3 separate regions of the Homo sapiens genome follow, and all the other regions are linked to region 1. Evidence: read pairs that join two places in POLR2A ChIA-PET (ENCODE). Cell type or tissue: HepG2. All regions are shown on one strand. Links, peaks and the distances in the headings refer to the core of each region. The heading gives the core; the rest is flanking DNA. Region 1 overlaps SRCIN1 (SRC kinase signaling inhibitor 1). Region 2 has its middle 16 kb from the start of EPOP. Region 3 has its middle 8.8 kb from the start of SRCIN1.

Region 1 (9,964 bases), core at 3,102-8,101:
GCCCCTGGGCTTCAGCAGGATGAACCGCTTCCGACAGAGCCTGCCTCTCTCCCGCTCGGCCAGCCAGACCAAGCTGCGCTCCCCAGGTACTGCCCGCCCAGTCCACCCTCCCTCCCCACACAGGCTCCTCCCTCTGCTCTTCACTCCCTGGAGCCCCCTCCTCCCCTACAGCACGCCAGCTCGCCTCAAGCTCTGCTCTCTTTCCCACAGCCCCTTCTCCCCAAGCAACCCCAGCTCTCTCCATCTCTCTCTCGCCCTCAGCATCCCCACCCGACCCCTTTCCCTCCAAGCCTCCTCTCTCCCTCTTGCTTCCTTTTCTGTCCCTTTCTTTCATCCCTCCCTTCTCTCCCATCTCCCTTCTCTAACTCTCTCCAACCTCTCTCTCCCTCAGCTCACTTCCCCTCAGTTTCCGCCCCACCTGCTCTGCCCCCACTTCCATTTCCTTGTCCAAGTTCCTTCAACTGCCTGGAGTCCAGTGGGTGCCTTGAGAGGCTGGAGAGCCGGCCTGGCGCCCCCGCCGGCAGCATGAGAGGTGCCTGGGTGCATCTGCACTCGGGGGCGGCGTCTAGCCTCAGACCCTGCCGCTGCGGGGCTGGCGCAGCTCCGAAAAGCTCCCCGCGCTCTCCTGGAGGGCGGCGTGGAGACGGCAGCAGTGACAGCGAGGGCGGCGTCTCCTTCGCAGGGGTGCTGTTCCTGCAGTTCGGGGAGGAGACTCGGCGCGTGCACATCACGCACGAGGTCAGCAGCCTGGACACGCTGCACGCACTCATCGCGCACATGTTCCCGCAGAAGCTCACCATGGGCATGCTTAAGTCGCCCAATACCGCCATCCTCATCAAAGACGAGGCTCGCAACGTCTTCTACGAGCTGGAGGACGTCCGGTGGGCGTGGACCGGGGGGGATTTGGGTGGGCTTCCCCACGCTCCTCCTCTGCAGGGTGCTGGACCCCGCCGGCCCTTCCCCAGCTCCTTCCTGACCCGACCTCAGCCTTTCCCCTCCCCTCCCAGAGCCCTACCGCCCCGCCCCCTTCCTCGGCCATCTCAGCCCCCACCCCCTAAATCGTCCACCCCTGCTGGTTCCCTTTGCTTTGAGCTAACCTGAAAATGGCGCCGGAGGCCAGGAAGAGGCCGGGGTGGAGGCTGCTGGGCGTGTGTGCAGGCAGCCTGAGATGGGGCTCCCGGTGCCTCTGGCCACCCCTCTTCTCTAGGCCTGGAGTAGCCATCCCTTCTCATTGTGCACAGCTGGGGGATGGGTGGTGACCCCCGTCTCCCCGCCTCTCCCAGGGACATCCAGGACCGCAGTATTATCAAGATCTACAGAAAGGAGCCCCTCTACGCTGCCTTCCCTGGCTCACATCTCACCAACGGGGACCTCCGGGTATGGCTGGGCATGCCCAGGGCATTGGGGAGGCTGGGCACATGGGGTCCAGGGGAGCAGGGTCTGGGCAGTTGTCATCTGGAACCAGGGCCAGCTTTGGAGAAGACAGCATAGGGGCTGAGGGGTTAGGGAAGAGCCCCTGTCCCACCTGCCACTTTCCCCTCCATTCCGGGCCTGTCCACTCGGGATTTTGCTAACTTGCCTCCAGATATTCTAAGCCCTCTCTCAGGAGCCGGAGCCACCCCTTCCCCTTCTACTTCCCACCCCTCACGGTAGCTGAGCTGAGGGTTACCCCTCTGGTGCCTCTTCATCGGCCACCTTTTCCTCCATGCTAGGAACCCTGATGGGAAAGGGACCCTAGACGCAGCAGGATGGAGGGAGGGCAGAGAGCAGAAGGGACTTCCTAAGCGTCAGGGAGGAGATGCTGGCTCCTCAAGCAAGGGACAGGGGTGTCCTTGGTGACCAGCCCCGTGGGGTTCCGGGCTGTCTTCTGCGCAGAGAGAGATGGTGTACGCATCGCGGGAGTCCTCGCCCACGCGGCGCCTCAACAACCTGTCACCAGCGCCGCACCTGGCATCCGGCTCGCCGCCGCCCGGGCTGCCGTCGGGGCTGCCGTCCGGGCTGCAGTCCGGTTCGCCGTCGCGTTCGCGCCTATCGTACGCCGGGGGGCGCCCGCCTTCGTACGCCGGCAGCCCGGTGCACCACGCGGCCGAGAGGCTGGGAGGCGCCCCGGCCGCCCAGGGCGTCAGCCCCAGCCCCAGCGCCATCCTGGAGCGGCGCGACGTGAAGCCGGACGAGGACCTGGCGAGCAAGGCGGGCGGCATGGTGCTGGTGAAAGGCGAGGGCCTCTATGCTGACCCCTACGGGCTGCTGCACGAGGGCCGTCTGAGCCTGGCCGCGGCCGCCGGCGACCCGTTCGCCTACCCGGGCGCCGGCGGCCTCTACAAGCGCGGCTCGGTGCGCTCGCTCAGCACCTACTCGGCCGCCGCGCTGCAGTCCGATCTGGAGGACTCCCTGTACAAGGCGGCGGGCGGCGGCGGCCCGCTGTACGGCGACGGCTACGGCTTCCGCCTGCCGCCTTCGTCACCGCAGAAGCTGGCCGACGTGGCAGCACCCCCCGGAGGTCCCCCGCCACCGCACAGCCCCTACTCGGGGCCGCCCAGCCGCGGCTCGCCAGTGCGCCAGTCCTTCCGCAAGGACTCGGGCTCCTCGTCCGTCTTTGCCGAGAGTCCTGGAGGGAAGACCCGCAGCGCGGGGAGCGCCTCGACGGCCGGAGCTCCCCCTTCGGAGCTCTTCCCTGGGCCTGGGGAACGCTCGCTGGTTGGGTTCGGGCCGCCAGTGCCAGCCAAGGACACGGAGACCAGGTGAGGGACGTTAACCAGGCCTCAGGGACTGGGGGTGGGGGGTGCGCTGCGGAGAGGGTTCACAGCAGAGTCCGTGGCAGGTGTGTGTCCTGGACTGAGATCCTGGAGTCCTTTGGAGACCTTGAGTAGTCTTGAAGGGTCGCCAGAGAGCATCTTGGATGTGGCAGAGAGGGCATTGGAGAGACCAGCTTGCCATTTTCCTCCCATCCGCAAGACTGGAGGGGGTGGTTGAGAGGTCCCCAGACGAGGACTCTGGAGACTTGGGTTTGCATCCATTTTCTAAGCCTCGGTTTCCCCAACTGTAAAATTGAGGGGTTGAACCACTTTTAGTGGCTTTCCAGCTTAAGAGTTTGCAGCAGTGAGAGCTGTCCAGCACCGGGACAGCTGAAGTCCACTGGGGAGGAGGGTGCTGTTGAAAAATGGTGACGAGGAAAGGAGCACATTCGGGTACCTAGCCTCCAGGCTGAGGAGCCCCTGCCCATCGCTCAGTCCCCTCCTAAGGGTGCAGGGCTGGAGGAGGTAACCAGGGCAGTAGGTAATCTGCACCCTCAGGCAGCGCTGCTGAGCAGTGAAGAGAAGCCATTGGCCTTCACACAGCTCTTACGTGGCCTGTGTGGCAGGCGCTGCACAGGGTACTGTCAATGCCAAGCTGAGCAAACCCAGTTCCTGTCCTGGTCTAGTGGGGAGACACTCAGCATACCTCCACTTCCCTTGGGTGGTATGGAAGGAGGCGTTCCTCGGGGCCCCTGGGGTCTGTGGAATGGTTTGGGGGAGGGGTCAGGAGAAAGGCAGAGCAGGCAGGGGAAAGCATTGCCAGGCATGGAGAGATCAGCGTGCAGCCTTTAGGGAGGGAATGAAAGGTGAGATGGGAGGCTGTGGGCTTGATCCTTAGGCATTGGGGCCCTTTGCGTTGTCTGTGTTTTGGCAGCCAGGGATGGGACGGTGTTTCTTCTGGTTACCAATCTTAGGAATGGGGGGCTGGGCAGGAGAGACCCTATGCTCAGAGGCGAGGTTGCCCAGACCCCCTTCCTCCCCAGGGAGCGCATGGAGGCCATGGAGAAGCAGATTGCCAGCCTCACAGGCCTGGTGCAGAGCGCCTTACTGCGAGGCTCTGAGCCTGAGACCCCCAGGTGAGGCCCCTCTCCCAACACCACTGCCAGGGCCTAGGGGTGGAGCAGGAGGAAGGGGAAATGGGCATCGGCTCTGCCAGTGTCTCACTGGGTGACCCTGGGTGAATCCCTTCCCTTCTCTGGGACTCCATCCTGAGATCGGAGAGCTGGAGGAGATGACATCCAAGGTTCCACCCAGCTCTGAAGGTCTGGGGCTGGCCTGGACCCCCTGATGGCTTTTTTCCCTGTGCCACAGCGAGAAGATTGAAGGCTCCAATGGAGCAGCCACCCCCTCAGCACGTGAGTGAACCTCCCCCTCCCCCATCCTTGTTCTCTCCGAGCCTGTTTTCTAATCTATAAAGTGGGGATTAAGCAATAGCTACATCACTGGCCTTAGCCCAAGAGGTCTTTTTCCTGGCACTTTGGTCCCCACCGTTAGGGCTGACCACTTGGGGCAGGTAGAGCCACGGGCTTCTCTGGCTACTGTGTGGGGTCGGAGAGTAGGGAGGACTTTGTCCCAGCCCAGTCCTTCCCAGGCTCACAGTTTGTTCACTTTCTCCCATCCTCGTGGTCCTCTGCAGCCTGTGGGTCAGGCGGCCGGAGCAGCGGGGCCACCCCGGTGTCCGGCCCGCCCCCGCCCTCGGCCAGCAGCACCCCCGCAGGTCAGCCTACCGCCGTTAGCCGGCTGCAGATGCAGCTTCACCTGCGAGGCCTGCAGAACAGCGCCAGTGACTTGCGCGGCCAGCTCCAGCAGTTGCGCAAGCTCCAGGTACCGCCCCGTCCTGGGCCCCGCCCCACCAACGCCCACCTACTGGTAGAAGTCCCTTGCCGCAAGTCCCGCCCCATCCCCTACTACCTCATCCTTTTCCCAGAGCTTCCACGCCCGAGTCCTTCGCCGCTCACTGGCCTCTCTCCGAACCCTTTCTCCCCTTCCCCTTTCTTGAGCTTCCGCTCCCTCGCTGAACCTCCACTTCCTCACCAAGGCCTTATCCCTCGCCCGTGACCCCCTCATTGAGCCCTCCTTCTCCTTCCCTGAGTCCCCATCGCCCTCCTGGAGCCCCAGTCACCCACTGAGCCCCTCCGTCGTCAGTATCCCTCGGGGCAGTTCCAGTTCCTTCCTGCCCTGCATCCCTTTCCCTGAGTCAGCGAGAGCCCTTCCCCCAAGTCCTCTCAGCTCCTCCCTCCTGAGCCCCAACAGTCTCCCCGGCCCTGCTTGGCAGATGGTCCCACCTGTCAGGAGCTTGGCATCGCCGAGTCCGCTCCTCAAGCAGGCCCAGGGGCCGTCAGGTGAGGATAATTAGCAGAGACAGGCTGGGGAGGGGGCAGAGAATTGCCATCTGGGCAACGGGTAAGATCTTGCCCACCCCCGCCATTCAGGCTTGGAACAGGGTTGGATCGATCATCAACTTAGTCTTCCTGTCCCAGCCATAGAAGCTCTATCAAATGCCAGCGCTTGAGTCCTTCATTCCAGTCCCGTCCCCATTCCGGGATGATGGAAGCCATAGCCATGCGGCCGCACTGTCGGCAGGGACCTACATAGGGCTACACCCTGTCCCGCAAATATTCCCAACCCCTTCTCCTGCCTCATATTCCCCAGAACTTAACCTTGCCCTCCTCCCCCTGCAATACCACCCCTGCTCGCGGCCACAGCCATGCAGCTCCCCCTTTGCATGGCCCATTTTAACGCTCCCCTCTCCACGATCCCCATCCGTTCTCCTCCTGCCTCTGTTCTTCCCCAGAACTTAGCCCTCTGCCCCTGCCCTTCGCCATCCCGCCCCTGCCCTTCGCCATCCCACCCCTTCGCTGCTGCCTGAGGCGGAGCCAAGCAGCCGCTTCTTCTGCAGAGCCCCGCCCTGGATTGGGCAGTCCTCTACCCGCCTTCTCCCGGCCCTTCCCCTGCCTCGCGGCTCCGCTCCCCCCACCCGGGTCCATCCGTCCGTGCGTCCCGCAGCTACAGAACCAGGAGTCGGTGCGCGCGCTGCTGAAGCGCACGGAGGCAGAGCTGAGCATGCGCGTGTCGGAGGCGGCGCGGCGGCAGGAGGACCCGCTGCAGCGGCAGCGCACCCTGGTGGAAGAGGAACGGCTGCGCTATCTCAACGACGAGGAGCTTATTACCCAGCAGCTCAAGTGAGGCTGGGCCCGCGGCGGAGGGAGGGGTGGGGGTGCGGCTGGAGTGACCCGCAACCTGGTTTCCCTGGGAGGCGCAGCTCCCTTCCCTCTGAGTCACAGGTGGCGTTGGTCTGTTCTGAAGCCTGATTTCATTCTCCTCTGGCCTGATTTCACTGTGACCCACAAACTTTTGACCGGCTGGCATTATTCCTGATTTCTTTTTTCTGGCTTGATGCCTGCTTTTGCTATGGTCTTGCTTCATAATGATCCACACTCAGGCTTCCTGTGGCCTGCAGCTTCACTGTCATGTGGCCAGCTGCCTGATTTCCCTCTGCCCTCTGCCTACTTTCATTTTGGCCTGTGACCCGTGCAAAGTGACCCTTGGGTAGTGAGTTCAGGTGCAGCGTTCAGGTGCCGTCACTGCTCCAGCCTGGCGCTGACCAGCCATCATTGGAGATCCGATTCCCTGATCTCTGAGTCCAGATATAGCCAAGGAAAACCCACCTTCCTTCCTAGTGCAGCTGGAACAGGGCTGTAGTGTTTTCAGAAGGAAGGAGGAATCGCGAACACTGTGCCTCCGCATGCTTAGGCATGGAGGGGTTAACAGAAGACAGTCTTCTGATCCAAATTTAGCAAATGGCTGTCTGGCCAACCATTCCATTGTCTGGCACCTTTGAAGGGAGACGCTGCCTTTCAGTGTCCATTCAGGGAGTGAGCACCCACCCTGCTTTCCCTCGCCAGTGATAAGGATCTGAGACAGAGGCCCTGCTCCTTCCTTTGGGCCCTCTCTTGGTGACACAGGGCACTAGGGGACCTGGAGTCCAGTGCCAGCACTGAGAGGCTGAGTGATCAGGGCAGTTCCTGCCCCTCTCTGTGCCCCAGTGTCCTCATCTGTACCCAGCATTAAGTTTTTCACCTCTCTTTTCAACAAGGGGTTGAGTTGTACTGGCCAGTGACTCCGGGAGCCAGGAGAGGCTGCTCCTTGGAGCCCAGCTTCCTCACTAAGTCATAAATGAGCCTCTTGCGACGGGCTCCTTGAGATGGGTTGCTGCTCCTCAGCCTGAGGCCCACATAGCCTGGTGGTACATGTGCATTTTAGCAAGGCCCAAGGCAACAATTCCCATGACACCATGTGGCTGAAATAGGGTAAGGGGCCACCCCATCACTCTAGGTGTGATAACTTAGTGAGGACTCCAGCCAGATCTCCAAGCAGACTGGCAGGTGTCATCTCTCCTCACCCAGGGAATTCCATTTCTCCAGATTTTCTATCCTTTCCTTGTCCCTTTTCATTCAGCCCAGAGGAGGGGGGTTGGAATTTTCAAAAGCAACTTTACCGAGACATTAAAGGAAAATTAAAGGAGATCTAAAAGCACAGAGCCAGAAGATACGAAAGGAGAGATTTATGCTACCGTCATTATAAGTGTTTGGTCCTTGGCTCCCTGAAGGCCTTGGTTCTCCAGGAACACAGACTCCCCAACCCCTGCCCCATTATCAAACCCATTACTCAGAGAGCTTGGGACCTGCATTACTGTTTCTGGCAGGATTCTCCATCCTCCTGAAAGGGGACTCCTGCTTCTTCTGGGTTGGGCAGATACTGGGCTCCAACCTGGCCATGAAGGCCCTCCCTGCCCAGCTCCCATAGCCTTCCCAGGCTTTAACCCTGCAGCCCCCCTGCCCCACACTCTGGCTGTAGCTCGTGGTTACTCCAGGAGCTTACGCTTACTCTTGCTCCAATTTGCTATACCACTTCCTCTTTCCTGGCAACTTGCTGGAAGTTAAAACTGGTTCTGTTTCATTCAACTTGACTCACTCACCTGCCCATCTAGCCCAGCACTTAAGGTCTGTCTGGGCACTGCCTTTAGGTGCAGCCTCTGCTGACTGAGACCTTTTAGGTCCTGGAATCTACCTTTGCCTAACCCAGGTCCAGCTTTGTAGGTATGCCACGTGTGCGGTCACGCGGAGCCCCATGCTTGGAAGGGCCCCATGCTTGGTGTAATGCTCTGCTGTTGCCATCTTGAAATTCTTAATAATTTTTAAACTAGAGGTAACATTTTCATTTTGCATTGGGCCCCATAAATTATTTAGCTGGTTCCATTTTGACTCTCCCCTCTTGACCCCTCCAGGACTAAACCTGGGCTTGGAAAGCCTAGCCACATTTTAATCCAGTGTCTAGACTAGCTGGCCTGGGACTCATTTGCAGAGCTTGCCCAGGTTAGAGGCCCCCCAACTTTGGCAGATTGGGTGATCAGAACATCAAGTTGCCGATTGAGCTTAGGGAGGCCTAGTCTCTCCTGCCTAAGAATTGCAGTGTTGTCATCTCCTGGAAGCTTATTTGAGTCCTTTACATGAGAGTCTCTTCCCCCTCTGAGTGATGTTTGGGAGTGACCATTTTATAAAACTGGCACAGCCTGGACCAGTCAGGTGTTACACATATGAGCAGGGGAATTGTTCTTTCCCATGTGGTAGAGCGAGGGCTGGGCTAGGACAGTGTATGGATTGGGGGCAGCGTGGCTGATGTTGGTCTAGTGTGAAAATGAGATGCAGCAGAACCAATGGCTGATGTCAGATGTGAGTAGATCCCGCTTTGCTGCAAAATAGCTGTATGACCTTGAACTAACTAGTTAATCTCTTTGAATATCTGAATATCTTTTTTTCCTTTTTTTAAAATGCCAGAGTCTTAGGATAGCTAATTAATTAGGGTAGCTTCCTATAACAAATAAGCTCCCAAATTGTTTAATAATTCAAAAGTAATAAACATATCTTTCTCATGGAACAGTATTGGGTGGGTTAGGCGGGTGGCTCTTCTCCATGCAGTCATTCAGGGACCCAGGCTGATGGAGGTTCTGCCGTCTTCAACATGTGTTTTCCAAGATCACCCAGAGAGTTTCCAACCAATGGAAAAGGAGAAAGGAGCATGGAGGACCTTACATGGGAGGTTTTTGTGAGCCAGGTCTGGAAGCAGCATGTATCCCTTCCACTCATCTTCCATTGGGTAGACTTCAGTTAAATGGCCACTTATCATTGCAAGGGAGGCTGGGATGTGTAGTCTAGGCTCTGAGCCACTGTTTGTCTGTGTATAAGCTGGAGATAATAACTGTTCCCACCTCCAGGATTTGTTTTGAGGGTTAATTAAAGTAATGAAAGCCAAGGCCTGAGTGTGGCACCTGGCATACAGTAAGTGCGTAATACAGGATAGCTCTTTAACTGGTAGTGTTGCTGAGTCACAAGCTTTTGCCCTTGACTTCAACCCAGTCTGTCTTTTCACCTGCTAGTTGGATGAAGATGTGTAAGGCGTGCTGATAAGATTTGCTGATGACACAGAGCTTTAAGGGGGAGCAAATCTGTTGGATGGTAGAACTGAAATTCAAAAGTTGTTTGCCCCTGGATTGAGCTGAAATCCAACAATGGGATTTGACAGGAATATATATAAAGTCCCGCATGTGAGTCAGGGATGTCAGCGACTCAAGTACAGAACTGAGATGACTTACCTGGGCAGCAGTTCCTTCTCTCCCTTGTTCATTCATTCCACAATTATTTCCCAGACATCTACTCTGCACCAGGCACCATGCCAGGTGCTAGAAACCGGAGATGAATCTGGAAGACATGGTCTTTGCCTGCCTGGGGTTAGTAGTCCAGAAGGCTGCACAACCCAGCCAACAGGAGCTTCAGCGGTTTGGAGGGCAGGAAGCAGACCCAACAGCCGCAAGGGGAGGGGCTGGAGGACAGCTTCCCACTGAGACCTGAGGATCAGTGGGAGTTAGCACGTGTGTGTGCCTGTATGTGTATGGGTGAATGGAATATTCTAGGCAGAGAAAACAGCATTATAAAGAGCCAGAGAGGACAGCACATGTAGCACCTCAGAGCAGGTCTGAAGGGCTCTAAGCAGAAGCCAGATGAGATGAGGGTTACAGCAGCACGGAAAACAAGAGCAGTTCCCAGGCACTGAGCCCTTTGCCGCGTGCTTTCCTGTCTTCATTAGCTCATCCAATCCACCTGATGGCCCCC
Region 2 (9,964 bases), core at 2,760-7,759, 100 kb before region 1:
AACTGGGTAGGCACATTTCCCAGCCCCTTTGCGGTCAGGTATGACTATGTGATTTAATTCCCACCACTGGGCTGCGAAGGGGAAGGGGTGTGTGCCTCTCCCAGCCTGGGCTTTAAGACCCTGGGCCTGCCCGCCCCACACTCCCTTGCCCTTCCTGCTGGCTGGAACCCGGCATGGCAGTCACTCAGCTTCGGTCCTGAGTCACTGGCAGGGCCCTAGGGGGCAGCACAGCAGCACATGGAAGGAGCCTGGTCCCCGAATGGCTGTGAGAGCTCCCGGCTGACCTGGAGTGTTCACCTGCAACACAGGAAAGAAGCAAATTTTACATTCTTCAAGCCATCATCTTTTTTTGGATCTCTTTGTTCTAGGAGTTTAGCCTAACCAGTACAACTTAGACTAAGCTAAACAGTTTAGCATAGCCCAAATAATACAGAGAATTAACCTAATGAAAAAATAATTAGCCAAATTAATACAATGGAAAATTAAAACATAATAAAATAAAATATTGGCCTAACGAACACAACTTACCCTAACTCATCCAATAATCAAAGGAGGAGAGTATCAAGAAAGGAGGAAAACAGGGTGGAATGTCACACAAAGATGGGATAGAGCCGGGCATGGTGGATCATGCCTGTAATCCCAGCACTTTGGGAGGCCAAGGCGGGTGGAGCACTTGAGGTCAGGAGTTTGAGACCAGCCTGGGCAACATGGTGAAACCCCGTCTCTACTAAAAATACAAAAATTAGCTGGTGTGGTGGCGCAAGCCATAGTCCCAGCTACTTAAGAGGCCAAGGTGGGAGGATCACTTGAGCCTGGGGAGGTGGAGGTTGAAGTGAGCAGTGATTGCACCACTGCACTCCAGCCTGGGTGGCAGAGTGAGATCCTGTCTTAAAAAAAAAAACAAGATCAGATACAGGATGAGGAAGGTCCACTGGCCTTGGCAAGCAGGATGGCACCAGTGACTCTAGTGAGATCTTCCTGGGGAGTAGGGATGAAACGGGAGGGAAAGAAGCAGATCCAGCCCATGCATCTCTTTTGAGGAACTTGGATGAGGAAGGGCAGAGATGAGGAAGGCTCTAGAACGAACCCAGGATCCAGCACGATTACAGTGCGTTAGGAGAGAGGGAGGGGTTGGGGACACCGGAAAGAAGAGAGGAAGGCCTCTGTGGAGGGCAGGTGCTGGGCTCCAGAGCTCAGGTGGACAGGGATGGACAAGCGTGTTCCCAAACGGGCTCAGACTCCTGCTCCTATGCACATGCACACACACACGCACGTGCACGCACACATGAACACACATGCACACACACCTGACACAAGAGCCTGGAGACAGGCTGGGCACGGTGGCTCACACCTGTAATCCCAGCACTTTGGGAGGCCGAGGCGAGTGGATCACTTGAGGTCAGGAGTTTGAGACCAGCCTGGCCAACATGGTGAAACCCCATCTCTACTAAAAATAAAAAAAAATTAGCTGGGCACGGTGGCAGGTGCCTGTAGTCCCAGCTACTTGGGAGGCTGAGGCAGGAGAATCGCTTGAACCCAGGAGACAGAGGTTGCAGTGAGCTGAGATTGTGCCATTGCCCTCTAGCCTAGATACAGGGCGAGACTCCGTCTCAAAAAACAAAAAACAAAAATAAGAAGAAGAGGGGCTGAGTGTAGTGGCTCACACCTATAATCCCAGCATTCTGGGAGGCCAAGGAGGGAGGATTGCTTGAGGCCAGGAGTTTGAGACCAGCCTGGGCAATATAGTGAGTCCCCCTATCTACAAAAAATAAGCAATTAGCCGGGTGTGGTGACGCATACCTGTAGTCTCAGATGCTTGGGAGTCTGAGGTGAGAGGATTGCTTGAGCCTGGGAGGTCAGGGCTTCAGTGAGCTGTGATTGCCCCACCACACTCCACCCAGAGAGACAGAGCGAAACCCTGTCTCCAAAAATAAAAGTAAATAAATAAATATATTAAAAAATTAGCCAGGCACAGTGGCATGTGCCTATTGTCCCAGCTACTCAGGAGGCTGAGACAAGAGGATCACTTTAGCCCAGGAGTTTGAGGCCGTAGTGAGCTATGATCGCACCACTGCACCGCAGCCTGGGTGACAGAGTGAGAACTTATCTCAAAAAAAAAGAAAAACAAACAAACAAAAAAACACTTTGGGAGGCCGAAGCGGGTGGATCATGAGGTCAGGAGTTCAAGACCAGTCTGGCCAACGTAGTGAAACCCCATCTCTACTAAAAATACAAAAATTAGCCAGGGGTGGTGGTGGGCACCTGTAATCCCAGCTACTTGGGAGGCTGAGGGAGAATCACTTGAATCCGGGAGGCAGAGGTTACAATGAGCCAAGATCGCGCCACTGCACTCCAGCCTGGGCGGCAGAGAGACTCCATCTCAAAAAAAAAAAAAAAAGGCCGGGTGCAGTGGCTCAAGCCTGTAATTCCATCACTTTGAGAGGCCGAGGTGGGTGGATCACCTGAGGTCAGGAGTTTGAGAACAGCCTGGCCAACATGGCAAAACCCCGCCTCTATTAAAAATACAAAAAGTAGCCAGGCGTGGTGATGCACTCCTATAGTCCCAGCTACTCGGAAGGCTGAGGCAGGAGAATCGCTTAACCCAGGAGGCGGAGGTTGCAGTGAGCTGAGATCACTCCACTGCAATCCAGCCTGGGCGACAGTCTCAAAACAAACAAAAAAACCAGAAGGGAAGTAGGGAAGTGAAGTGTCCTCCACCCTTGGTCCCTCCCACAGAGAGACTTGTCCTGGGGAAATAAGCACTGCAGTTCCAAAAGACAGGAGCTTATGGAGAGAAGAGGGGAGACTGGGGATCCATTCCCAGGGTTGCGGTGATCCTTGATCCCATGGCCCTGGTAGTGTGGCAGCAGGACTGCCTTTGCTGTTTTTGTGCCCCAGAGAGTGGGGACCTGGGAGCAGGAGCTGGATAGAGAGTAGGGAACCCCTGTGGGGAATCACGCCTATGGCTTATGAGGTCCATGTGTGTCTGTGTGGCCCTGTGAACAGGGAGCTCTGTCTGTGTGTCTGCTGGAGGGGGTCCTTGGGTTTGTTCGTGAGTCAGGAAGGAGTCTCTGGATATGCATGTGTGTGCACCGGCCTCGAGTGTGCGATCTCCTGCATTCGTCTATCCCACGTGCATGCGTGTGCATCTCTTGGCTCTGCACAGCTCTGTGTCTAGGAGTGTGTAACATGTGTCCCCCCTGCCTTGAAACAGAAACTAGGTCAGCCTGGAGATGTGTGGGCAGGAGTGGAGTTAGGGTTGGATTCTTCAGCAGTACCAGGCTGGATGGGGAGCGTCATCCAGCTCCCCATTCAAATTGGCCAGGTGCAGTGGCTCACTCCTGTAATTCTAGCACTTTGGGAGGCAGAGGTGGGAGGATTGCTTGAGGCCAGGAGTTCGAGACCAGCCTGGGAAACATAGGGAGACTCTGTAAACAATTTTTTTTTTTTTTTGAGATGGAGTCTCGCTCTGTCACCCAGGCTGGAGTGCAGTGGCGGGATCTCGGCTCACTGCAAGCTCCGCCTCCCGGGTTCACGCCATTCTCCTGCCTCAGCCTCCCCAGCAGCTGGGACTACAGGCGCCCGCCACCACACCCGGCTAATTTTTTGTATTTTTAGTAGAGACAGGGTTTCATCGTGTTAGCCAGGATGGTCTCGATTTCCTGACCTTGTGATCTGCCCGCCTCGGCCTCCCAAAGTGCTGGGATTACAGGCGTAAGCCACCGCGCCTGGCCCAAAAAATTTTTAAAAATTGGCTAGGTGTGGTGGCTTGTGCTTGTAGTCCCAGCTCAGCTACTCAGGAGGCTGAACGGGGAGGATTGCTTGAGCCCAAGAGATCAAGGCTGCAGTGAGCTATGATTGTGCTGATGCACTTTGGTCTGGGTGAGACAGCAAGACCTTGTCTCAAAAAATAAATTCATAGTAATGCCCCTCCCTCCATCCCTTCCTCCTCTACATTAACCTTGGCATAAAGAGAAGCTGCAGGTAGCCTCTGAGGGGCTTCTCCCCTTGGTAGGGACAAGGACTGAGAGGCATCTGACCAGAAGCGGGAGGGAGGGCTGGGTTTAGTTAAGACGAAGGTGTGGGCACCTATTTCTAGATCTTGCCAGGGATGTGGGAAGGGGCAGCCTGCATTGTTTTCTGCATTCCTCTGGGCAAGGACACAATAGGGCCAGGGCACTCTGCCTAGGGACCTGGCTGCATCAAAAGGACCTCCAGTGCCAGGAGGGAGAACCCTTCCTCCTCTGGACCCTGAGTGCTCCATTCAGGGAGACATCGGTTTGTCTGTTCCCCCAGCGCTGAATGCTCCTTGATCTGAGGTCCGTAAGTCCCAGACCCATAACCCACCGCATCGCCTGTGTATAATGGGAGCGGGGAGTGTAAATGCCAGGATCCACATGGGCAGTGGGCCAGCCCCCGTGCCAAGCCTCTTTGGGGGAGGAAGTGCTCTCCCCACCCCAGCCTCGCGCCCACCCTGCCTCCAGCTTCCCACTTCCTCCTCCATCTGAGCCTTGCAGCAGCAGCACCTCCTCTCTGGGGCCCAGCCAAGTAGCACTCAGCCCACGGCAGGCAGGCTCACAGCAGCCACAGAGCAGCCTTGCTCCCCGGCACCTGCTCCTCTCCTCTCCCAGCCTCCTCCGGACCCTCCCTTCCTGTCTTCTGCAACCTGGAGTTTGCACGGAGAGCCCCCTGTCATGTCTGGGGCTCTGTGTTGGGTGCCTGGTTGGTCCAGTTGGTCCAAGTCCTGATGAGCTCTATGTCACCCTGAGCAAATGTGGCCATCACCTCTGTTAGTCCTTTCTGAGTTCCAAGTCAGTCCAGACCCCTGTGGCCACTGTGGGTTCCATGTCACTCTGGACCAAAACGGGCACCACTTCAGTCTAATCCCTGTGGGCTCTGTGATTTCCTGAAGCAACATGGGCGCCCTATCATTCAGTCCCACCCCACCAGGCTCCATGTCACTCCAGGCCCTGTGAGCCCTGTCTCAGTGTGGGCTGCTACAGGCTCCCTGACACCCTGGGCTGGGTTCTGTGTTGGTTTGGGCCAAGTTAGGTGTCCTATAGTTCTAATTCCATGACAGGCTGGACACTGTGGACAGACACCATCTTGATCAGCACCGTGGACCTCCCCTTAGGCCAGACGCCTTTGGGCTCAGCCTCTGATCCCACTCTGGACTCTTGTGGGTCCTGTGTTCGCCTGAGCCAAAGGGAGCTCCGTGTTGCTCTAGCTCCTTGTAGTCCCTCGCCACTTTATGGGGGCCGGGAGGCCAGCAGCACTGGCATCACCTGAGTCTTGCTAGTAATGCAGACTCTTAGGCCCCACTCCAGGCCTCCCTAATCGGAATTGCATTTACCAACAAGATCCTAGACGATCCTGGCACATGTACAAGTTTAAGAAGCGCCATCATCAAATGCATGCTGACCTGAATCAAGGCAGGAACCTTGCTGACCTAATTCCACGTGAGCTCCATGACACCTGGGCCAGTGTGGTGACAAGAGACACCCCCCCCCCGCCCCGTGCCCCATGTGAGTGGAGGTGTTCTCCCTCTAGACACCCCTACTCCTGCCACACAGGTCTATGCCTCTCCTCTGTCTCCCCTTCTTTTCTTCCACTCGGAGGCCTTGCCTCTAACCAACTTCCTTCTCCAAAACCAATGCCCATTCCCCTGCCCAGCGTGTCTGGCACCCCCTGCACAGAATCCAAGCACAAAGGGCTTTTGTCATCCCTCACTCTGAGCCTGGCTCTGGGGCTCCTCTTGACCCTCCCTCCCGGCCAGCCTCCTGCCGCCACCTCAGGCCACCCCAGCTGGAGGCTGCTGCGGTACTTTTCCATCCCTGCTGTTCTCTGCCTTACACACACATTGCACAGATAGATCCAAAGTCTATATCTATATATACCTCTCACCCCCCCACCCCCGGACGTCGTGCGTCTCGTTTGCCAGGCTGTGGTCGTGCAGTCTGTCGCTCGTTAAGGCTCTGTCTCAGATTTGCATGTTTAATATTTTATCCAGGAAGTGCTTCTGGCTGGGGCTCCGGGAGGTGGTGTGAAGCCGACAGAATGTCAGGCCCCGGAATGGTTGCTCACGGGTGGTGGCGGTGGGATGAGCGTCTGCGGGACTGGGGATGGTGACGCCAGTTCCTGGCTGCTTGTCTGGGCTTCAGCATTGGGGTGGGGTGGCAGGAGGTGGGCTTGGGGAGAACATGTTGGAGATCAGCTCCCCCAGCTGCACGGACAGCTTCCCTTCTTTGGGCCACATGGCTATCAGAAGGAGGGGCCCCGAATTTGAACTTACTTTTTAGGTTCAGCAGCTCCACTAGGTCTTAGTCACTTCCGTGTCCGGGGATTTTCCAGGAGGAAGAAGCCCTTTGACTCCATGGGGAAATGGCGGTAACTCATCCTCTTCCTGGTTCACCCTGTACCCGGGACAAACCATGTAGGAGAACAGAGTGGGAAACAGAAAATGGGCTGCCACGGTGTGACCTTGGGGAGCCATTGAGCTCTTCTTTTTCTTTTTTTTTTTTTTTGAGACAGAGTCTTGCTTTGTCGCCCCGGCTGGAGTGCAGTGGCGCCATCTCAGCTCACTGCAACCTCCACTTCCCGGGTTCAAGCAATTCTCTGCCTCAGCCTCCTGAGTAGCTGGGATTACAGGCACTCACCACCATGCCCAGCTAATTTTTGTATTTTCAGTACAGATGGGGTTTCACCATCTTGGCCAGAGTGGTCTCAAACTCCTGACATCAGGTGATCCGCCCGCCTCGGCCTCACCTCCCAAAGTGCTGGGATTACACCGTGTCTAGCCAAGGCCAAGGTCTTTTTTTTTTTTTTTTTTTTTTTTGAGACGGAGTCTCGCTCTGTCACCCAGGCTGGAGCGATCTCAGCTCACTGCAAGCTCCGCCTCCCGGGTTCACGCCATTCTCCTGCCTCAGCCTCCCAAGTAGCTGGGACTACAGGCACCTGCCACCGTGCCCAGCTAATTTTTTTTTATTTTTAGTAGAGATGGGGTTTCACCATGTTGGCCAGGCTGGTCTCGATCTCCTGACCTCTTGATCCGCCCACCTCGGCCTCCCAAAGTGCTGGGATTACAGGCATGAGCCTTTTTTTTTTTTTTCTGAGATGGAGTCTCTCTCTGTTGCCCAGACTGGAGTGCAGTGGTGTTATCTCAGCTCACTGCAGCCTCCACTTCCTGAGTTCAAGTGATTCTCCTGCCTCAGCCTCCCAAGTAGCTGGGATTACAGGCACGTACCACCACGCCTGGCTAATTTTTGTAGAGATGGGGTTTCATTATGTCGGCCAGGCTGGTCTTGAACTCCTGACCTCAGGTGATCCTCCCACCTCAGCCTCCCAAAATACTAGGATTACAGGCATGAGCCACTGCGCCCAGTGTATTGAGCTCTTTGGGTTCCTGTGGGTGACAGGAGAGGACCACAAGCATCTTTACCCTCGCTGCCCCCCAGCATGTTAGAGACCTGAGTCAGTGGCAGGCACTACAGAGCACTGAAGAAATCCCTTCTGTTCCCAGATATTTGTAAATAACTCAGCGGGCAGGAGGGGGAAAGGAGGGAGAAAGATGAGGCTCTGGCCCAAGGGCAGATGGAATTATCTGAAGATGGAGAAAGGGAGGCGGGGAGCAGACAGACACAGGCCTTTCATTCTGACCCTTGCCAGGCATGAAGTGCCTGATTGTGCTTGTGTCCAGAGGGCTCAGTGGGGCCTGGAGGTCAGAGGGAGAAGGGATTGCCTGCTCCATCCCCCAGGTCCCTCGGGAACAAGCTCTCCACACAATTCTGCTGCCGTCTGGTGGGGGTCAGACAGAAAGGGATTCTTTTTTTTTTTTTTTTTTTTGAGATGGAGTCTCGCTCTGTCACCAAGGCTGGAGTACAGTGGCGCAGTCTTGGCTCAATGCAACCTCTGCCTCCCGGGTTCAAGCAATTCTTGTGCCTCAGCCTCCCGAGTAGCTGGGATTACAGGCGTGCCACCACGCTGGCTAATTTTTGTGTGTGTGGGTATATATATATATATATAGTTTTTTTTTTTTTGTAGAGATGGGGATTTACCATGTTGTTCAGGCTGGTTTTGAACTCCTGACCTCAAATGATCCACCTGCCTGGGCCTCCCAAAGTGCTGGGATTATAGGTGTGAGCCACCACGCTCACCCAGAAAGGGCTTCTTAGCAACAGAGGGGGCATGGCCCCAGGTCCCACTCTCCCCACCCCTTGCTGAGTTTCAGGGCCTGGAGGTTTATCTGTGCAGAATTTCTGGAGTCAGCCCTGGTTGGGGCAGGAGCAGACGAAGGGGGTGTGAGTGGGAGGATGTATGTGATTATCTCTCAGCCTGCAAAGGGGACCTCCTCCTACCTCAGACAGTTCCACATTTGCTCCCAGCTGCTCCTCCCCCAGGTGCCAAGTTGGGAAGTTCTTCCCGGCGTCTAGCTTCAGCTCTTTCCACTGCCACTGCAGTGCGATTACTCTCTGTTCTGCTATTTGGGGGCCGGAGGGGAGGCAGTTAGGGATCTTCACGTCCTGGGGTTTGTGCCTGATGTGGAAGCCAGGAGTTCAGTCTCCCTCTCCTGTTCGTTCTCTGCCCACATCCATACAGCAATGAGCCCCTATGTAAAGGGATGCCCTCCTGCCGGCACCCCACCATCCACCAGTGACAAGGAGTTAGGAAGCTTAAAGGGCCTCCAAACCGCCGACACCACCAAACCCTGCACCGAAGTACAGGCATTTTATAAGAGGGTGCCCTCTGCTCCTCACAATTCCCTCCATCTAGGTCAGTGGTTTGCGAACGCCTTTCGGGACTTTTTGTACACTTGGGACTTTTTGTTCAAAGATATCATGCAGAAGCAGAGAGAAACAAAACCAAGAACAGCCAAGCTGCTGTGGGGCCACTGAGGGCTGGGGCAGGGCGACCTGCCGCCTCCACTCCTCCAGCCTCCCGGAAGCTCCTCCTCCTCCTCCTACCCCACTACATCCTACGGGGGCTTCTGAGAGGGCCCTGGGGATTCCCAGTGCTTGGCGGGGCACAGTTAGAAAAACACTGATCTGCAAAACTAAGTTCCTTAACTCCTCGAAGCTGCCAATTAAAGGGAATGGGGGCCAGAGTCGATAAGAATATAACGAGCAGTCCCACAGGGCCAATTGGATGACAGGGAAAGAGGAGGTAGAGAGATGCTGAAGAGCAGAAAGAGCAGACTGCAGACCTGACAGGCTCTGCAGGCTGGGGCCATTCCATCTGGGGGCAACGTTGATTGGTCCTCAAGAATCTCCGGGATCTGGATGGAATTATAGCGCATGCTGTGGTTGCGGGGCAGGTCTGGGCTTCAAGGAAAAGAATTACATGATAAATTTGAGAAGAGCACCTTCCATAGTGGTTAAAATACAAAAATATGGAACAACGTGCATCCTTGAAGGCAAGTCCTCAGCCCGCTGGGTCTGTATGAAAAGCTCATAGCCTTAGGGTCTTGAGCAGTGGTTCTTAACTGGGGGGATTTTGCCCTCCCTCCCCACATTTGGCAATGTCTGGGAACATTTTTGGTTGTCACAACTCAGGAGTTGCTAATGGTATCTAATGGGTAGAGCTCAGGGACGCTGCTAAGTATCTTACGATGCTCCGGAAAACCCCCTTCAACAAAGAATTACCCAGCTCCAAATATCAATAGCACTGAGGTTGAGAAAGCCTGGTCTAGACTCTAGACAATACTGGAGTCTTTACTGTATTTATTTATTTCCCCGAGTAGAGGGTATGTTCCTAAAAGTTAGAAATAATGACTTTCCTGCTTGTCTACTGCATCTGCCTGAGCACCTTATGCTCAGCAGGTGCTTTACAAGTATTTGTCAGACAAATGTGAGAATAAAGAACCCACCTTGACATGGTCAGCAGCACTCCCCTTTCTATCCAGAGCTGGGTTTGGCAGAGGCACATGCTACATCTCAAGTTTAGTTAATAGGTCTTGCAAGGGATCCTG
Region 3 (9,964 bases), core at 3,244-8,243, 55 kb before region 1:
TCTTGCTCCTAGTAGTTGCTCAATAAATATTTGTTGAGTGTTGAGTGCATACCAGTCACTGTGCTGAGTGACTTGTACCTGTGCACTCTCACTAACCCTCCCAGGCCCATTTTACAGATGAAGAAACTGGGAAACACAGAGGCTGAGCGCTCTCAAACATGCCAGATGCCCCCTCCCGACCAAATAAACTGCCAGAGACACAGGGCTGAAAGGCAGAGTGGGTAGGTGTGAGAAGGGATCTGGCTCTGAATTCTGCCTACGTCACAAATTAACTTGTGTCGTCGGGCAAGTCACTTGATGCTTCTGAACCTGTTTCTTTTTGTTTTGTTTTGTTTTAGAGACAGAGTCTCACTCTGTCACCCAGGCTGGGCAGTGGCACGATATCGGCTCACTGCAACGTCCACCTCTGGGTTCAGGTGATTCTCCTGCCTCAGCCTCCTAAGTAGCTGGGATTACAGGCACCACCACACCCAGCTAATTTTTGTATTTTTAGGAGATATGGGGTCTCACTATGTTGGCCAGACTGGTCTTGAACTCCTGGTCTCAAGTGATCTGCCCACCTTGGCCTCTCAAAATGCTGGGGTTACAGGTATGAGCCATTGCTCGGCCTCAGTTTCTTTATCTGAGTGTAGTTAGGGTTGTGGGGTTGCCATGGGGCCCTGGAGCCCTGGATCTGGGTAGAGACAGTGAGAGGGGGTAAAGGTTGGGGCCCTTCTTTGGAAGGGAGTCGTGGCTCTGTTCTGGGAGGTGGTAAGAGATGAAGGGGATAGGGCCAGGCACGGTGGCTCACACCTGTAATCCCAGCACTTTGGGAGGCTGAGGCGGGTGGATCACAAGGTCAGGAGATCGAGACCATCCTGGCCAACATGGTGAAACCCTGTCTCCACTAAAGATACAAAAAATTAGCCGGGCATGGAGGCGGGCGCCTGTAGTCCCAGCTACTCGGGAGGCTGAGGCAGGAAAATGGCGTGAACCTGGGAGGCGGAGCTTGCCGTGCGCCGAGATTGTGCCACTGCACTCCAGCCTGGGCAACAGAGCAAGACTCCGTCTCAAAAACAAACAAACAAACAAAAAAGAGATGAAGGGAATGTACTGGGCTCTGGAGACACATGGATCCAAATTCTTATGCCACTTACAAACTGTGGGACTTTGGGGATGGGACCCGAACTTCCTGAGCTTCTGTTTCCACATCAATAGAAAGGAGGGAAGCATGTGCACCACTTGGCCTTGTTGTAAGGTTAAATAAGGCCATGCTGCCAAGTGCCTATAGCAGGTGGTGCTTAGTAAACAAAAGCATGTGGGTGTCCCCTGGGCCAGCCTTTCCAGGTGAATCCCCTGAAATGCATCCCTGACCTGACCTTGGTCCCCTTGAGCTAGTAAGCCTCTATCATCTCTATCTCTCTCTCTCTCTCTCTCTTTTTTTTTTTTTAAGACAGGGTCTTGCTCTGTTGCTCAGGCTAGAGTGCAGTGGTATGATCATGGTTCACTGCAGCCTTGGCCTCTTGGGCTCAAGTGATACCCCCACCTCAGCCTCCCGAGTAGCTGAGACCACCATGCCTGGCTAATTCTTGCATTTTATTTTGTAGAGATGGGATTTTGCTATGTTGTCCAGGCTGTTCTCAAATTCCTGGGCTCAAGTCATCTGCCCGCCTTGGCCTCCCAGAGTGCTGGGATCACAGGCGTGAGCCACCTCACCTGGCTGTCACTAATACTTTTACAAGGAATTTATTTCTTACATTGGCCTCTCTCCCCAGTCAGGAGAGGTTACCCTGCTAGTGGACTGGAGAAGGATGTGGTCAGGGTGTCTGGTGTCCAGAAGGGACACTCACTCAACCTCTGCATCCCTGCCCCTCCCAAGTTGACTCCTTCCTGCCCATAGCTACATGTTCTTCCTGAATCACATCACTTAAAAGCCTCCGTGGGCACCTGCAGGGCCCACCTGAAGCTCCTTAGCTGGGCATCCACCATTCACAGCTCCTCCAACGCTAGCCTGCCACCTCCCAGCCTCTCCTGCTGCCACTCCCTGGGCAGCCCTCTACCCCCAAGCCATACCAGCTCCCGCACGCTGGCCCCGGCGCGCTGGCCCCAGCTTTCTCAACATTCTCCCTTGGCCAGAGACACCCTCCTCCTCTTTTCCACTCAGCAAAACCCTGCTTTGCTTTCAAGGCCCAACTCAGATGTCAGCCACCTCTGTCATAAAGCTTTTCCAGATCCCTTTCCCTGAGGACTGATTGCTCCTTCCTCAGTGCCCCACCCACAGGCTGGGAGGGCACACTGTCGCAGGGCAGTGGAATGGTGTCTGTAGGTCCCAGCTGTTCTGCTCCCGCTGCTCTGGGAAGAGGACAGACACAGCTGGTCTCCTGTCCCGCCCTACCCTGACTGCTGGATGCCTGGCCCTTCAGAGTCCCCTGTGTACGTCCCCAGCCCCCATCTGGGCTCTGAGCCCCAGAGGTAGCAGGTGTATTCCTCATCCGGCAGGAAGCCTCTGGCTCCACCCCGGTAGGCTGTGTGCGAAGCTATAGTACAGATGGGGTTGTTGAAAATATCCGTGACATATTCCAAACTGGCCTACTTTCCTATCACGAGAGTCTGAGACGGAGACGGGCGAGGACAAGTGAGATGGAAGTTTGGGACCTGTTCCCACCTCCTTCCTCCCTCAGTTCAGTTGTTAGGAGAGGGATTTGCAGCCTCTCCCCGCGGTCCCTGCCCTGTTCTGGGGCTGTGTGGCTGGGGTGTTGGTGGAGAGGGTGGCATGGGGGTGTGGGGGTGCAGAAGGCCTAAGGAAGTTCACAGAGCCACCAAGAAAGGAGGCCTGGGTCCTATCTGGGAAGCTTCTGGCCCCAAGAGGCAGGGCAGTGGGGGTCATCTCACTGGACTGAAGAACTGAGGGTCTGGGCTCAAGTCCTGGCTCACCTGTGAGGCCTCAAACAAGTTTCTTAACTTCTCTGGGCTTCAGTTTTCTCATCAGGAAAACAGGTTATTCGTAATCCTGGCTTGCCTCCTTGAAGCCTTGATTATGGGGTTGCTTTGAAGACTCTAAAGCTCTGGACCCTGCCTTAATAATCCGTTTCTCAGCCTCTCCCTGTCGGCGAGGCTCTGCCCTTGCATGGCAGCTTAAGTGGTCACCTGCTCCGGTCCTCTGCCTCCCAGCAGGCCTGGCTGGGCCTCCACCCTTAATCCTGGTTGAATGATCTCTGAATAGGAAGTCACCCAGCATCCTCCCCCTGGTGCCAGGCCTTCATCATCCCTCCTGCACTGCCAGGAGGTTCACACTCAGAGCTAATTTCAGTCTCTCTTGCTGACATGAAACCCCTAGAGTGTTCCCTGGCTTGTCTCCTCCTTCACACACACGGTGATCATTATTTTAGTTTCTCCCTTTTCAGATGAAACATGCCCTCCTTCCCTCTCTTTCTCAAGGTGGGCAGAATTCTTGAGGCATTTTTCTAACTCTGATGAAGCTGAACTGCTTCTTCTTCCTTCTTCTTCTTCTTCTTTTTTTTTTTTTTTTTTTTTTTTTTTTGAGACAAGGTCGCACTCTATTGCCCAGGCTGGAGTGCAGTGGTGTAATCATGGCTCACTGCAGTGTCCACCTCCTGGGCTCAAGTGACCCTACTGTCTCAGCCCCTTGAATAGCTGGGACTACGGGTGTGCACCATCACACCTGGCTAATTCGCATAAATAGAAAAATGTGGCCAAATCGAGGAAGATTGGTTGCTATGGATCCACTAATCAGGGCAAAACTAGAAATAATGATTCATTTGAAACACTTATGGGCTTGGCGCAGTGGCTCAGGTCTGTAATCCCAGCACTTTGGAAGGCCAAAGCGGTTGGATCACCTGAGATCAGGAGTTTGAGACCAGCCTGGCCAATGTGGTGAAACCATCTCTACTAAAAATACAAAAATTAGCTGGGTGTAGTGGTGGGCACCTGTCATCCCAGTTACTCAGGAAGCTGAGGCAGGAGAATCACTTGAACCTGGGAGGTGGAGGTCGCAGTGAGCCAAGATTGGGACATTGCACTCCAGCCTGGGCGACAGAGCAACACTGTCTCAAAAAATAAAATAAAATAAAAAATAAGCAAAATGTATTATTTTACTTTCTTTTTTCTTTCCTTTTTTTCTTGATAGTCTCAGTCTGTCGTCTAGGCTAGAGTGCAGTGGCATGATCTCGGCTCACTGCAACCTCTGCCTCCCAGGCTCAAGTGATCCTCCCACCTCAGCCTCCTGGGTAGCTGGGACTACAGGCATGTGCCACCATGCCCAACTAATTTTTTGTATTTTTAATAGAGACAGCGTTGGCCGGGTGCAGTCGCTCACATCTGTAATCCCAGCACTTTGGGAGGCCCAGGTGGGTGGATCACGAGGTCAGGAGTTCAAGACCAGCCTGACCAACATGGTGAAACCCCGTCTCTACTAAAAATACAAAAATTAGCCGGGCGTGGTGGCACATGCCTGTAATCCCAGCTACTCAGGAGGTTGAGGCAGGAGAATCGCTCGAAACCGGGAGGCAGAGGTTGCAGTGAGCTGAGATTGTGCTACTGCACTCCAGCCTGGGTGACAGAGCAAGACTCTGTCTCAAAAAAAAAAGAGAGAGACAGGGTTTTGCCACGTTGCCCAGGCTGATCTGGAACTCCTGGGCTCAAGCATCTGCCTGCCTCGGCCTCCCAAAGTGCTGGGATTACAGGCATGAGCCACCACGCCCTGCCAGTATTTTTTTACAGTGTTTTTTTTTTCGTTTTGTTTTTGTTTTTTGAGACGGAGTCTCGCTCTGTTGCCAGGCTGGAGTGCAGTGGCGCAATCTCGGCTCAATGCTTAATGCAACCTCTGCCTCTCAGGTTCAAGCGATTCCCCTGCCTCAACCTCCTAAGTAGCTGGGACTACAGGTACGCGCCACCACGCCCAACTAATTTTTGTATTTTTAATGGAGATGGGGTTTCACCATGTTGGCCAGGATGGTCTGGATCTCTTGATTTCATGATCTGCCTACCTCAGCCTCCCAAAGTGTTGGGATTACAGGTGTGAGCCACCGCACCCAGCCTTTTTTTACAGTTCTTAACATGTCAAGATGTCACTAATTTTTGGTCCCAGTCATATACCAGCAGTTATTGCTGAGAGGGTCGGATCTCCCAGGTGATGAGGTGAAGTCAGGAGTGGGGCAGGGAGTGGGATGGAGTCCTTGCTGAGGGGAGCTCAGAGGGGCCAGCACAGAAGATGGGTGGACACAAAGGAGCAACCACAGGAGAGGCCAGGGGAGTGGGGTACAAATCAGGATAGCAATGCCCAGAATCCATGCAGCGAGGTGCTGGACATCCCAGAGCGGGAGAGGCCAGGAGGCACCGGCAGAGAGGACCACAGCTCTGCCTTGGCTAGGAAGAGACAGACGGCCACAAAGAAAGCTACATGGGTGTTAGGAAAGCCCAGGGGAGTGCAAAGTTCAGCTAGAATATGTTTGTGTGTTTGCTTATGTGTGTAAGGAAGGAAGGGGGTGGAATTTGGAAAGGCTTTACTGAGGAAATGGAATTTGAGCTGGGCTTTGAGGCCAGAATCAGGTGTCAACAGGTGCAGAGGAAGGAAAGGACAACCCCATGGGGGAGGGGAACAGTATAGGCAAAGACATGGAGTGTGAAGGGAAGATTGTGTGTGTGTGTGTGTGGGTGTGTGTGTGTTGTGGGAGGTAGCCAGAAATAAGGCTGGAAAGATTAGAGGATGGGGTCGTGGAGGGCCTGGAATGCCAGCCTGAATTTATTGAGTAGGTCAGCAGTGAAAGGGTCCTTAGGGTAGTGTTTCTCAAACTCTGTAATGAAGGACTACCCCCGCCTTTTAAAAAAATTTCCAATTGATTGCATACCCATATTTTTGTAAAATACAGTAAAAGTGGTCATGTGCCTAGATGTACAGGCAATCGCTATAAAGGTTTCTCAGTGCTTACTCTCCATTTCTGTATTCTTGTGAACCAGTGGCTGGCACTGGTCTATGGACCACACTTTGAGTAGCTCTGCCTTAGAGGTCCTTGGATGGGCTGCAGAGGTCAAAGAGGCCCACTCATTTCTTGTACATGGGCACATTTATTTATTTACAGAGAATGCAAAATTCTTGTTAGGACCTCAAAGGGTTCAGGTTCCTATAATCCCTTGGTGTGAGAATGGGGAGCCATGGAAGATCTTTGAGCAGAAGGGGCTATAGGAAGCTTTGGAGCAGGGAGGAGCAGTGAACAGCCTGATTCACCCTGGAACTCCTCCCCACTCTGCTGCACCCTGAGCAGGCAGCCCAGGGCCTGGCATGTGGGGAGAGTGCTGTGGGGAATGTGAGATTCCAGAGAGCAGGAGGTTCACTTAAGGGGTGATGAAAACAATCTGTGGTAGGCCTGTACTCCCAGCACTTTGGGAGGTCGAAGTGGGCAGATCACTTGAGGTCAGGAGTTCAAGACCAGCCTGGCCAACGTGGTGAAACCCCATCTCTACTAAAAATACAAAAATTAGCCGGGCGTGGTGGCACGTGCCTGTAATCCCAGTTACTCAGGAGGCTGAGGCAGGAGAATCACTTGAACTCGGGAGGCAGAGGTTGCAGTGAGCCAAGATCGCATCACTGCACTTACTAAAAAAAAAAAAAAAATTGTGGTAAAGAAAACTAGAGGGCTTTGAAGGCTATGTTCGGAGCAAAGGATCAGAGAGGGGTGGACCTGCCACTGGGGCAGATGGCACGATGTTAGCTGAAGATGCGAAGCACAGATCAACTGTCTGCCACCTGCTTGGGAGGCAGGAACCTGAAAGGGAGGCCCCCATGGAGTGAGGGCTAGGCAGAGGAAGAGGCTTCGGGGAGCAGCCTGGGGCCAGAAAACATCTCAAGGTCCTACGAGCATCCTCTGAGAGTCCTCAGAGCAGTGCCCAGTGTTCCAGCACACCGGGAAAGGCTGTGACTCATGTGGGCACAAGCTCTTTTGTTCCAAAGAAGATAAGCTGAACTTTTCAGATGGTTCTACTCATTGAATTCCCTGGCAGACTCCTACTTTCATTATTACTTTGTTTTCTGAGGCGAGATTTGCATAGTATATTAATAAAACTAACCATTATAAAGTGAACAACTCAGTGGCATTTAGTGCTTTCATAATACTGTGCAACCATCAACTCTATATAGTTCCAGCACGTTTTCATCATCCCAAATGGAAACCTCATACCCATTAACAGTTGCTCCCTGTTCTCCCGTCTCTCCAGGCAAATCTCTGTGGATTTACCTATTCTGAATATTTCATATAAATGGAATCACACAATATATGACTTTTAATGACTGGCTTCTTTCACTTAACATGATATTTTGGTGGGGACTGGGGATTTTTTTGTAAAGATAGGGGCTTGCTACATTGCCCAGGCTGGCCTCGAACGCCTGGCCTCAAGGAATTATCCTGCCTTGGCCTCTCATAGCACTGGGATTACAGGCCTGAGCCACGGTGCCCAGCCAGCATGATGTTTTTGAGGTTCATCCATGTTGAAGCATGTATTAGTACTTCATTCCTTTTTATGGATGAATAGTATTCCATTGTATGGATATACCACAATTTGTGTATCCATTCATCCACTGAAGGACATTTGGGCTGTTGGATCATAGGGTCATTCTATGTTTAAAGAACTGCCAAACTGCTTTCCATAGCTGCTGAACCATTTCACATTCCCATCAGCAATGCACGAGAGTTCTTCCTACTTTCATCATTAACTAGGGGATTGCTATAACCTTGGAAGGCAAGGAGATGGTTACTAGGTGCTAGCAGGGGTAAAACGGATCAGGATAGTACCGGCTCCATGCCCTGCACCTTCTACCACAGTCTTCTAAGGCTGGTTGGCAGGCCTGGGAAGGCAGCTAGCTGGAGGTGGAAGGAGTCTTCCATTTTTTTCCCCAAGACATGTGAATCAGATGGTGAAATCTAGAGCCTTAAAGTCAAGCTGGGTGTGGCCCTGCAGGAGTTGGGCTTGTGGTCTACCTGGGCCTCAGTGGCTCATAATATGTCCTGTTAAGGACAGATACAGACTGTACCTTCCTTCTCCTCCTCCCTGCCCTGGCCTCATCTTTCTTGTCTTTTCCCTTTCCCTGTCAAAGGCCTTCTTTCACTCTTTCCATCTCTCCATACATCCCTCCCTCTCTTCTTCTCTCTTTCCTCCCCTCCCTCCCTCCTGCTTCCCCTCTTCTTCCCTTTTCTTCTGTTTTTCTCCACCTCTCATCTTCTCTTCATCCCAATTCTGTTTGCCCCCTCCCCTCACCCTCCATCTCTTCACTCCAGCTCCAGTCTCCTGTCTCCCTCCTCCCCCAACTAGAGCACTAAGGTTGCAGTTCACTCACCCACCCACCCGGGCAATTCTTTTTTGTTTGTTTGTTTTTTGAGAAAAAGTCTTGCTCTGTCACCCAGGCTGGAGTGCAGTGGTGTGATCTCGGCTCACTGTAACCTCCGCCTCCTGAGTTCAAGTGATTCTCGTGCCTCAGCCTCCCGAGTAGCTAGGCTTACAGGCGCGTGCCACCACGCCCGGCTAATATTTGTATTTTTAGTAGAGATGGCGTTTCTCCATGTTGACCAGGCTGGTCTCAACTCCTGACCTCAGGTGATCCACCTGCCTTGGCCTCCCAAAGTGCTGGGATTACAGCGTGAGCCACCTCGCCTAGCATGAGCCACCTCGCCCGGCCCCACCCCGACAATTCCTTTTTTTTTTTTTTTTTGAGATGGAGTTTCACTTTTGTTGCCCAAGCTGGAGTGCAATGGCGCGATCTCAGCTCACTGCAACCTCTGCCTCCCAGGTTCAAGTGATTCTCCTGCCTCAGCCTCCCAAGTAGTTGGGATTACAGGCACCTGACACCATGCCCAACTAATTTTTTGTATTTTTAGTAGAAACAGGGTTTCACCATATTAGCCGGTCTGGTCTCGAACTTCTGACCTCAGGTGATCCGCCTGCCTGGGCTTCCCAAAGTGCTGGGATTACAGGGGTGAGCACCGCATCCGGCCCCATCCCGACAATTCTTATGCCTAAGGGACCAAGTGGGAAGGGAGGAGGTGGGGAGCTGCAGGCATGCTTATGGACTGTAGCCACAAGCCCCTCTCCCCACTTAGGCCCTGGGAGGTCACCCAGAGTGAGGTGGGTGCTAGGAACCCTCTCCCTTGCGGTTATTCTCCCCTCCTACAGAGAAAGGAGATCCACTGGCATCAGCAGCACCGAGCATGGACCTGGCACACAGCAGGGGATCAGGGATCCAGTTCCGGTCTCCAGTTTGGGCAACAAAAGTGAAACTCCATCTCAAAAAAAAAAAAAGAATTGTCAGGGTGGGGCCGGGCACGGTGGCTCACGCCTATAATCCCAGCACTTTGGGATGCTGAGGCGGGTGGATCACCTGAGGTCAGGAGTTCGAGACCAGCCTGGCCAACATGGTGAAACCCGGTCTCTACTAAAAATACAAAAATTAGCTGGGCATTGTGGTGGGTGCCTATAATCCCAGCTACTCGGGAGACTGAGGCAGGAGAATCGCTTCAGCCCGGGAGGCAGAGGTTGCAGTGAGCCGAGATCGAGCCACTGAACTCCAGCCTGGGTGACAGAGTGAGATTCTATCTCAAAAAAAAAGAGAAAAGAAAAGAAAAAAGAAATGCGAATTCTCAGGCCCCTCCTCAAATCTGTTGAATCTGAGACCTTGAGGGGAGGGGAGCAATCGCTGGTTTAACATGCCCTCCAGGCAACTGGGCTTTTCCAATTACTTTCAGAGCCACTGCCCTACCACAGGGGGAGCCCTGGCTTAATGAGGGGGGCAAGGTGCCTGACTCAAGGAGCTCCCAGTCTGATGGGACAGATGGAACCCTTGCCATCTGACAGGGAAGACAGCCTTGTGCTCAGGAAATTCCCACTGGGAGGGGAACACCTCGGCTTTTCACTCCAAGCCCCTACGCTGGTCCCTCCCTGCCAGAAGCAACGGGATAAGGTTCTCTGGAGGAGGCTGGCT

The links. Peaks named below come from ENCODE experiments on the same cell type or tissue, not always from the same donor. Only the 100,000 strongest peaks of a DNase experiment are listed, where the experiment ranks them.
Region 2: POLR2A ChIA-PET joins it to region 1 with 27 read pairs; 19 of 35 experiments call an interaction of 5 or more read pairs at or near these places.
Region 3: POLR2A ChIA-PET joins it to region 1 with 29 read pairs; 10 of 35 experiments call an interaction of 5 or more read pairs at or near these places.

The regions. Positions count from the first base shown.
Region 1 is chr17:38,554,240-38,564,203 of GRCh38, reverse strand. SRCIN1 (SRC kinase signaling inhibitor 1) reads left to right here. Exons shown (of 19, transcript NM_025248.3): 4 at 1-86; 5 at 683-881; 6 at 1,284-1,377; 7 at 1,876-2,741; 8 at 3,779-3,871; 9 at 4,107-4,150; 10 at 4,432-4,619; 11 at 5,802-5,977. Among named protein-coding and RNA genes, the nearest start is that of SRCIN1, 47 kb to the left of the region's middle. RefSeq lists enhancers at 370-922, 923-1,474, 1,475-2,027, 2,581-3,134. In HepG2, for the core only: CTCF peaks have their summits at 4,564 and 5,916 (motif pointing left); DNase peaks (open chromatin) are centred at 4,633 and 5,903; H3K4me3 peaks cover 2,206 bases.
Region 2 is chr17:38,653,532-38,663,495 of GRCh38, reverse strand. No RefSeq gene overlaps it. Among named protein-coding and RNA genes, the nearest start is that of EPOP, 16 kb to the left of the region's middle. RefSeq lists enhancers at 4,291-4,790, 6,206-6,500. In HepG2, for the core only: no CTCF peak of the experiment used is centred there; DNase peaks (open chromatin) are centred at 3,865, 5,865, 6,305 and 7,635; H3K4me3 peaks cover 756 bases.
Region 3 is chr17:38,609,734-38,619,697 of GRCh38, reverse strand. No RefSeq gene overlaps it. Among named protein-coding and RNA genes, the nearest start is that of SRCIN1, 8.8 kb to the right of the region's middle. RefSeq lists enhancers at 1-83, 9,870-9,964. In HepG2, for the core only: no CTCF peak of the experiment used is centred there; DNase peaks (open chromatin) are centred at 5,477 and 6,277.